3 separate regions of the Homo sapiens genome follow, and regions 1 and 2 are each linked to region 3. The links are chromatin contacts, found by Hi-C or POLR2A ChIA-PET in ENCODE. All regions are on one chromosome and are shown on one strand. Each heading gives the region's core, a stretch centred on a gene start or an enhancer-like site at or near the end of the contact. The rest is flanking DNA. Distances are from core to core; before and after follow the strand shown. Region 1 holds the start of SH3BGRL3 (SH3 domain binding glutamate rich protein like 3). Region 2 holds the start of UBXN11 (UBX domain protein 11). Region 3 holds the start of ID3 (inhibitor of DNA binding 3).

What was found. Hi-C counts contacts between places; a loop is a spot of excess contacts on that map. ChIA-PET counts read pairs that join two places held with the same protein, here RNA polymerase II (POLR2A). Pooled maps may share reads with other maps.
Region 1: POLR2A ChIA-PET joins it to region 3 with 11 read pairs in naive thymus-derived CD4-positive, alpha-beta T cell. The contact joins the promoter of SH3BGRL3 here to the promoter of ID3 in region 3. A Hi-C loop is called at or near these places in 1 of 50 pooled maps. POLR2A ChIA-PET finds 5 or more read pairs at or near these places in 2 of 52 experiments (Caco-2 and naive thymus-derived CD4-positive, alpha-beta T cell).
Region 2: a loop to region 3 is called in a pooled map, with 8 times the contacts of the local background. The contact joins the promoter of UBXN11 here to the promoter of ID3 in region 3. A Hi-C loop is called at or near these places in 3 of 50 pooled maps. POLR2A ChIA-PET finds 5 or more read pairs at or near these places in 2 of 52 experiments (H1 and activated CD4-positive, alpha-beta T cell).

What each region holds. Positions count from the first base shown.
Region 1 is chr1:26,278,707-26,282,007 of GRCh38, forward strand. It overlaps SH3BGRL3 (SH3 domain binding glutamate rich protein like 3), which reads left to right and starts at 1,380. Exons shown (of 3, transcript NM_031286.4): 1 at 1,380-1,497; 2 at 2,059-2,226; 3 at 2,352-2,816. The coding sequence starts at 1,450. The coding sequence ends at 2,417. It overlaps CEP85 (centrosomal protein 85), which reads left to right. Exons shown (of 14, transcript NM_001319944.2): 14 at 1-102. RefSeq lists enhancers at 901-1,788, 1,789-2,675 and silencers at 1,164-1,735, 1,212-1,661.
Region 2 is chr1:26,305,189-26,308,285 of GRCh38, forward strand. It overlaps UBXN11 (UBX domain protein 11), which reads right to left and starts at 1,448. Exons shown (of 15, transcript NM_001389556.1): 1 at 1,404-1,448. RefSeq lists enhancers at 1,239-1,288, 1,689-1,778.
Region 3 is chr1:23,558,251-23,561,156 of GRCh38, forward strand. ID3 (inhibitor of DNA binding 3) reads right to left here and starts at 1,251. Exons shown (of 3, transcript NM_002167.5): 1 at 877-1,251; 2 at 685-769; 3 at 1-165. The coding sequence starts at 1,176. The coding sequence ends at 710. All of the region lies in intron 2 of LOC124903876 (a long non-coding RNA gene), which reads left to right. RefSeq lists an enhancer at 121-250 and silencers at 1,191-1,450, 1,318-1,564.

The sequences.
Region 1 (3,301 bases), core at 130-2,629, 2.7 Mb after region 3:
TTTTCCTCATAAAGTTTATAACCAGTTATTTATATGAATCTTTGTTATGTCCATTTGTTTGTATTGCGTATTTTGATTATAAAATAAAGTATCTTAACAGACTCCTCAGTTTTCCATACCCTTCCATCACCACCACCACGCTATTCTACCCCTCACTTTGGCTTGTTAGAGCCAAACACCTGGGTGTTCAGCCAGGTCCCCCAGGCAGCAGCGTGGAGGAACCTTTGGCAGGTCCAGCCAGCCTCATGTCCCTATCTATCTCTGCCACCTCTGCTCCTCTGTCGTTCTATAGAACCAGATCTCTTCCCACTCACTTTCTCTTGGGCAAACCTTCCCTGAGTCATAACAGAAGTTTGTCACTGGAAAGTTTCAGCAGTCCTCTCAGGAAGTTGGCAGCCTCTGGGTTGCTGTGAGGAAGTGGCTTTACCAGAGCAAGGGTTGTCTTTCTGGGCTGTTAACCTGCCTGAGCCCTGGACCAGGGGGACATCTGAGAAGCATGATGTTGAGTGCCAGACAGCTAGGTCTCCAAAGTTGGGCTCGTTGCTGGAGTCTGCCCCCTCAACCGCTGAATTCTTGCTGGGAGTAGTAGCAGTTTGGGAATGCCATCTGCAGCATGGAGCTGGGGTTGAGCTTGGACCACCCCAAGACCTGGGGTGGATCTTAAGGGTCAGCTTGAGCCTAGGCTCTCGAGTCCTGACATCATCCTCTACCGCCACGCTTTCCAGCTGTCAGCCTTGGTCTCCATCTGGTTCCTTGAGGGTGTGGCCTCTGCGTCCTGCTATCACCCTTCCTTGTCTAAACCTTCCCACCTGAGTGGAGAGGAACTTGGGGGAAAATCTCTAAGCATGGGCTCTTCCTGCTGTCCTATGCTTCCTATCCCCTAGGGTTAGTGGTGCGTGTTGGGTGGTGGAGCGAGGGATCCCTTGGAGCAAGGTTCTTAGAGAACTTTGGGTCTGAAAGCAGCTCAAACCTTCCAAAGCCCCAAGCTTCCCTGTGCTATTAGAGCACCTCCTCCTGGAGAGAGCGGCTCTCGTGGCTGGGGAGTTGGATGCACCAAACCTGTGTGCGGCTGGAGAGGGAGGCTTCTGCCAGACCCTCTCCCGGGCCTGTCCTGCCACCCAGGCCCCTCCCCAGTCTCACACTGAGCTCCAGATCAGGGAAGGGCCGAAAAGGACGATCAGGGCAGCCGCAGAAGGGGCGCCCTGCGTGGGACGGGTCCGTTGCGCGCCTGGTAACCGAGGGGGAAGGGAAGGGGCCTCTGGCGTGCGGGGCGGTGTCGCGCAGGTCCCACCCCGCCTGCCCGCGCCGCCCATTGGTCCCGAGCGCGATGACTTGGCGGGCGGAGCAGGAAGGAAACCGCTCCCGAGCACGGCGGCGGCGTCGTCTCCCGGCAGTGCAGCTGCCGCTACCGCCGCCCTCTGCCCGCCGGCCCGTCTGTCTACCCCCAGCATGAGCGGCCTGCGCGTCTACAGCACGTCGGTCACCGGCTCCCGCGAAGTAAGTGCGCGCCCGGACTGGCGCTGGGGGAAAGCGCAGGGCTGTATCCCGGTGCTTTGGACCCTAGCGCCCGGGACCCACCCCCAGGACGGGGGCGGGGTGGGGGGAGTGCGTCGGCGAGGTGCTGGGCACGGTCTCCCGGACCCGGTCCCGAGGCCCCATCCTGAATGTCTTCATCGGGCATCCTGGGTCCTTTGCAGCCGCGGCATGAACTTCCCGTGCCCATCCCCCATCAACCCCACACCCATTCTCTGCACTCCCACTACCGGGCTGACCCTGACCACGACCGCAGCCTGCCCTCCCCTCCCCTCCCCACCCTGAGCCTGATCCCACTTCCCTTCACTCTGACCCCCTCCCCCGTGGCTGATAATCCCTCTCTTCATCCTGCACCACCTCAAGCCTGACTCATCCTCCCAACTCCTAGAGGCCAGAACCCTCCCCTAGTGTGGAGGGGAATGGGGGGACAAAAGCTCCTGGTCACAGCCTCTCTCACCCTGCCCAGCATTTCCCCCATAAATCCTCCAGCCTATCCACTAACCCCTACCCACCCTCTGTCCCCAGATCAAGTCCCAGCAGAGCGAGGTGACCCGAATCCTGGATGGGAAGCGCATCCAATACCAGCTAGTGGACATCTCCCAGGACAACGCCCTGAGGGATGAGATGCGAGCCTTGGCAGGCAACCCCAAGGCCACCCCACCCCAGATTGTCAACGGGGACCAGTACTGTGGGGTATGGGCTGGGGGACGGGGGGGTGGGGGGAGTGTTGGAAGAGGACTCTAGCCAGGGTCATATCTGCCACAAAGCACTTGGGCCCCCTGCATTCAGGTGACCACCCCTCGCCTCCCCTTCTCCAGGACTATGAGCTCTTCGTGGAGGCTGTGGAACAAAACACGCTGCAGGAGTTCCTGAAGCTGGCTTGAGTCAAGCCTGTCCAGAGTTCCCCTGCTGGACTCCATCACCACACTCCCCCCAGCCTTCACCTGGCCATGAAGGACCTTTTGACCAACTCCCTGTCATTCCTAACCTAACCTTAGAGTCCCTCCCCCAATGCAGGCCACTTCTCCTCCCTCCTCTCTAAATGTAGTCCCCTCTCCTCCATCTAAAGGCAACATTCCTTACCCATTAGTCTCAGAAATTGTCTTAAGCAACAGCCCCAAATGCTGGCTGCCCCCAGCCAAGCATTGGGGCCGCCATCCTGCCTGGCACTGGCTGATGGGCACCTCTGTTGGTTCCATCAGCCAGAGCTCTGCCAAAGGCCCCGCAGTCCCTCTCCCAGGAGGACCCTAGAGGCAATTAAATGATGTCCTGTTCCATTGGCACTGTGTCTGGTTGGTTGTGGCCTGGGCCTCCTGGGTCCCTGCCCTGGGCAAGGTTGGTAGTTGTGACTGTGCTGAGACTGCTCTGTGGGAAGGGTGGCTGAGCTGTTCTCTTGTGACTGTCACCTCTGTGTTTGTTAGTGCATGTGTTTGGATATGTCTGACACACAAATACCTGTATGGACCAGTGGTTTCTGGAGATGTCTGGGTGGGCCACCCTCCAGTTCACATGCATGTGTCCATATCATGCTTGTGCCTTGGTGTGTAGTGCACATCTCCATGCCTGTCAGTGAGTGTGGCCATCCCATGCGCCTGTGTTGGAGCACAATGGCTAAGAATGAGTGTATCATGGGAGGTGGGTACCCAGCTGCAGTTCTGCTAATTTGGGGGCATGGGTCTAGTGGCAAAATGGCTTTGTGCGGTGTTGAAGTGTCCCCACGAGTTGGTGGGTCTGTGCCTGTGCACAGGTATCTGCTGGCTGCACACAT
Region 2 (3,097 bases), core at 198-2,697, 2.7 Mb after region 3:
CTCCCAGGTTCAAGCAATTCTCCTGCCTCAGCCTCCCAAAGTGCTAGGATTACCGGCGTGAGCCACCCCACCTGGCCCATCTCTATAATTTTCTTACTTCAAAAAAGTTACACAAATGGAATTATACAGTATGCAACCTTTTTCATAAAACAGCTTTGAGATATAATTCACATATTTCACCTTCTTACAGTGTAATTTTCTTTTTAGTATATTCACAGAGCTGTACTACCATCACAATTTTAGAACATTTTCGTCAGCCTAAACAAACCCTGTACCCTTTGGCAGTCACCCCCAATTTACCCTCCAGCCCCCACCCCTTTTCCAAGGCAGCCTTAGGCAACCACAAATCTACTTTCTGTTCTATAGACTTGCCCACACTGCACATTTCATATAAATGGAATATATACTAAAATATACTAAAAATTGAAATTTACACTTTAAAGGAGTGAAGTATGTAATACGTGAATTATATCTCAATAAAGCTGTCATGGGAAAAAAAAACAAAACTCCTAAACCAAATCCAACATTTTCGTCAAACTCACTTCCTCCCACTTCCCCCTTCTTAATGGGACCCCATCACCCAACCACATTTTTTCTCTCCTTCCTTCCCTCTTACGCCATCTTGCCTCTTACATCAAACCCTGCAGGCTAAACTCTCTCACATATAGCTGCCCCTTTCCATGGCCACCGTCGGCCGTCCTAGTGGGACTCTCACTGCCCATTCTGGGGGCTGTCACATGGCTCCCAACTGACTTCCCTACTTCCAGTGTCACTCCAGTCCAGTCCGACACATTGTCTCCAGGTTAATCTTCTCCCAGATTACAAGGGCCCCTGAAGGCAAAGGCTGCATTTCCCTGTCCGTTTGGGGGGACTCCTGAGGGCAGGGGCATATCTCTTTCTCCTTCAGATTAGGGAGCCCTGAGGACAGTCGCCTAACTCCTTCACTTTGGGGCTTCCAAGGGCAGGACTGTGACTACCCCTCAGGCCAAAAGGTCCTTAAGGCAGAGTTGTCACCCACTTCAGACCTGGCTCTGAGAGCAAATCTCTGCACCATGCCTCTACATCTTTGGAACCAAACTCAGTGCTGTGCTTGACTCACAACATTCTTCTTCACACCTCCTCGGCCTCTCCGTCATCCCCAGAGCCCAGAGCTCTGGCGGGGACACGGTCCGGCCCGCTGCCAGGACTCCCTAATGCCCCCAGGACGCGCTCAGGGAGCGACGTCTATCACGATCTAACCCAGCCCTGGAGGCCGTGTCGCCTCCTTCCGCCTCCACGCGTAGTCATGGTAAGCAGGGTCTTGAACCTCTCCTGTGGGAGCCGCGGAGCTCGCAGGCCCTCGGGGCTCGGGCTCCAGCCTGCGTGGGGACTCCAGGGGCAGAAAGGTCTTAAGCCAGACTCACCACGCAGGGCCGCTAGCCGTCCCGCAGCGCCGCCATCTTGTTGTCACGCGGTTTCCTAGGCGACCAGGACCCGTGCACTTCTCATTGGCTAGTTTGAGGGAGGCCTGAGCAACCTGCAGACAGCGAAGGTGGATACAGTCGCCTGTGCTCGGATTCTATTGGCCCACAGAGTCGGTATTCTTCGCGGGCGAATCCCAGAATGCACCGCTCTGAGAGGGCTCCAGGTCCGGGGCGGGGTGGGGGGGGGGGGTGGTTCGTTCCTACCCTCAGGTGCGGGAGGAAGGAGCCTGGGATTAGGTTAATGAAACTGCTGGCAGCCTCACATTCAGGACCTGAATGTGTGATCCCGACAGTGCCGCTATTTTGCTAAATTGATCTTGGGAGGAATTATCCCTCTTAGCTTATTTCCCCATATGATCAGTATTGTAACACGAAGTACTGTAATACTTCACGGAGGCTGCTTTGAGGATGGATTGCAATGATGCAAGTACTTAATAAATGTTTCCTAAATCTGAGTTTCTGTGACAAATCCTTGACCAGATTGGCGCCCGGAAGGGCGGCCCAAATTCTAGTTCCCTTGTGTTAAGAGTTGGGTAAGACAATTTCCCCTCCCAGAGCCTCATCTGTAAAATTGTGTTGGATTAGACTCAGTCACCAAAACAGCTAAAGGCAGTTAAGACCACGAACTTTGGAATTAGGAGTCCTGGCTCCTTACTGTGTGTTCTTGGGCACTTTATACACCTTAGTTTTTATATCTGTAAAACAGTGATAATACCTACCCCCACTGGGTTGCCGTGAGGATTAAATAAGGTAATGCAAAGTACACGATTTTAAAGGGGAAAGCCGAAACAGAAACACCTGTAGAGAGCACTTTTTCAAAAACGTTTCCTGCTGTTAATCATCATCATCATCTCTTCACCCTTTCAGCTGTGATGGTCTGGGAGTTTATGATTTCTGATCTCAGGCACTCACTTCTTTGTGCCCAGGTTCAAAAGCCCTTTCTCTGCACAACCCAAGAGTGTTTTTCTGTTGCTTTTTTTTTTTTTTTTTTTTAATTTTCCGTTTGACTTTCTAGCCTACCACATTCAGGGAAGGGTAGGCTCTGCTCACTGCAACATCCGCCTCCCAGGCTCAAGCTATCCTCCCATCACAGCCACCAGTGTAGCTGGGACTACAGGTGTGCACAACAACGCCCAGCTAGTTTTTGTATTTTCTTGTAGAGACGGGGTCTTGCCATGTTGCCCAGCCTGGTCTCAAACTCCTGAGCTCAAGCCATCCGCCCATCTCTGCCTCCCAAAGTGGACAGCATTCTTTATATGCAAATTGGAAGCTAAAGAGAGCTACTACTACTGAGTGCCAAGTACCAGATGGTAACATGAAATTTACAGATGAGGGCCGGGCGTGGTGGTTCACGCCTGTAATCCCAGCATTTTGGGAGGCTGAGGCAGGCGGATCATCTGAAGTCGGGAGTTCGAGACCAGCCTGACCAACATGGAGAAACCCCGTCTCTACTAAAAATACAAAATCAGCCGGGCATGATGGCGCATGCCTGTAATCCCAGCTACTCAGGAAGGCTGAGGCAGGAGAATCGCTTGAACCTGGGAGGCGGAGGTTGCGGTGAGCTGAGATCGCACCATTGCACTCCAGCCTGGGCAACAAGAGTGAAACTCTGTCAAAAAAAAAAAAAAGAAAAG
Region 3 (2,906 bases), core at 1-2,500:
CCACAAGTTCACAGTCCTTCGCTCCTGAGCACCAGGTTTAGTCTCCAGGAAGGGATTTGGTGAAGTCAAGTGGGCAGGGCGAAGTTGGGGCCCATCCCTGCCGTCCGGCTTCCGGCAGGAGAGGTTCCCGGGGTCCCAGGCAGAACGGGCGCCAGCACCTGCGTTCTGGGCGGGGGAGGAAAGAAGACCAAGGAGCAGTCAGTTTCCGCCGAGCGTGCCGAGGCGGGGGCCGTCCGCAGACTGGCCGGCGCCAGGGAGGAAACTTGGTCTGTACCTCCAGCTGATAACTCCGCGCCCCACGCTGCCCCCACCCAGTTGGCGCCAAAGACCACAGGCGGAGCTTGCGCTACCCCTCCTACTTGGAATTGACACTAGCTGGGAGGGGGCTGCCGAAGACAGCTCCCTATACAACATGGAACAGAAAGACTTGTATTTAGTCGGACCCATGTCTACTTTGCCAGACCCTCGGCCACTGCGGGAGGGCAGGGCCCAGGCGCATTTAAGGCTTAAATGCACATCACATGGAAACTGACTCTGCCATTCATTTGATGCAACCATGGGCAAGTCACTTGTCCCTCTCTGGCCTCAGTTTCCCTAAACCGAGTGAGTGGCAATTTTTCAAAACGTCTGCCAACTCCAGGACTTGCCGTTTAAACCTCCCTCTCCAAGAGAGGAGATACTCACCTGGAGGTGTCAGGACACGGCCGAGTCAGTGGCAAAAGCTCCTTTTGTCGTTGGAGATGACAAGTTCCGGAGTGAGCTCGGCTGTCTGATTAGAGGAAAAGAGGGAAGAGTTACGCGAGGCAATCGGGAGCTCCGAGGGTCCCGCAGCATCCTTGCCTGGGTGTTCAGCCCTGTCCCGACTTCGAGGCTTACCTGGATGGGAAGGTGGGGGCCATCAGGGGGTCCAGGGGCTGGCTCGGCCAGGACTACCTGCAGGTCGAGAATGTAGTCGATGACGCGCTGTAGGATTTCCACCTGGCTAAGCTGAGTGCCTCTCGGGACTCCGGGTACCAGTTCCCGCAGGCGGGAGTAGCAGTGGTTCATGTCGTCCAGCAAGCTCAGCGGCTCCTCAGCTGCCGGGCCCTTCCCTCGGCCCCGGGCGATGGCCAGACTGCGTTCCGACAGGCAGCACACCGCCTCGTAGCAGCCGCGCACCGGGCTCAGCGCCTTCATGCTGGGGAGTGAGTCCAGAGGTGCCCCAAAGAGAAAGAAAACCAAAAGAAGTCCCGCTACAGTGACCTGCAACGCGCGCACGCTCGCCGCGGCGGTCACTTATAGAGCCTGCCTGGAAGGCACGCCTCTTTATTCAAAATGGCCCGCCTCGGCCCTGCCCCCGCCGGCCCTGGGCGTTCACAGCCCGCTTAAATTGCAAACAGGCTTCCTCCGGCTGGTCTGACGCCGAAGACCGCGGAGCCGCGGATTCAAAGAATGAGGAAGCGCTGATACCGGGGAGAGGCGGGCCTCTCCGCCAGCAAGGATTTAAAAATCACTCAAAACCATTAACTTCCAGAATTTGCTTTTTCCTGGCAGCACCCCAGATCTTTGAGCTTCCCTGCCCCCTGCCAGTCCGCCTTTAGCCCAACACTGGTTCGAGCCACAGCTCCTCCGAGGTCATAAATCCCTGAACAGCAAAGAAGCTCCCCCCACCCCCCGTTTTTTTTAAGCGAAAGATTTTTCAAGGGAAACTTGTAAGGAATTAGTGCCGCCTTGTTCCCCAATTTGCTGTTCGTCTGACCTCCAGACTCACTGGCGTCAGGAATTATCTTGTGACCAGAGGGAAAAAAAATTAATTGCGGTGAAGCTGAGGTTACAATGAAGAAAACAGATTTGCGCTAGGCGCTGAGATTGCAGAAGGAGGAGGGAAAGGGGGTTTGAGCAAAGAACACTATTTATTTGAGCAACAGGGGAAAAGAAGAAAGCTTGAGCCCATGCTTTTTGCATGGGGAAAAAAGGAGCCTGGACCCTCTGCCCCATAAACTCCATAACGAACTAAATATATGCACAGTTGTGCTTTGTGAGTTCAATTAGAATTTTGGACAAGGTTTTAAATATGGAGGCACAGATGGGACAATTTCTACATAAACCTTTTTAAGAGCCCCCCCCCACCCAATTGGGTCAGCAAATTTCTTAACTTCCCCTCTCTTCACTTTCCACACACCTCTGTGTAGAAAACAGTGGTAATTTCATTGCTCTATTGTCTGTCCCTTTCTGCTATGGAAGGGCAGGCCACCTGGACTTGATTATTCTTAGCCCTGCTGAAGTAGCTCCAGCTCCATCTGAAAGACCAGGAAAGGAACCAGAGGGCCGGCAAACTAAGTCCTGTATTGCAACAGGACACTGTGCTCAGTATTCTTTGATTCTTTGCTTGCCTTCTTGTCACCTCCCTAGACATTTGGGGACCTGCACTTCCAAGATGCTGCTTTCCATTTTGGAAATGACCAAGTGGGATTCCCCCAATAGTTGCTTTCCTAATGAATCATTGGTGAATATTTATGGAGTCCCTCCGCATAAAACAGTGGCTCCTGCTTTCAAGAATCTCACAATTTGGGGAGACAAGATTAACACAGGAAACAAGAGTTCGATAATGTGTGGCACTGATTAACAGGACAAGGGGGGCTCAGAGCCAAAGAGAGTCGCAAAACGGTTGAAAAGGACACTGACTGGGAATTGAGAGCCCTGGGTTCATCATGCTAGCCCTGACAATAATTTGTCATGTAATCTTGAACAAGCCCAGGTACTCTGGCTTTAATTGCCTTGTGAGTAAAATAGACGATGGTACTAAGTGATTATTTAAAATCCTTTCCAATTGTAGAAGTCCAAGGTTGTGTGAAATTTGGATATGTAGGTGAAAGATGCTGAGGGGCCCAAGGAAGGCATTTAAGACATGCCCAATGTCACACTAC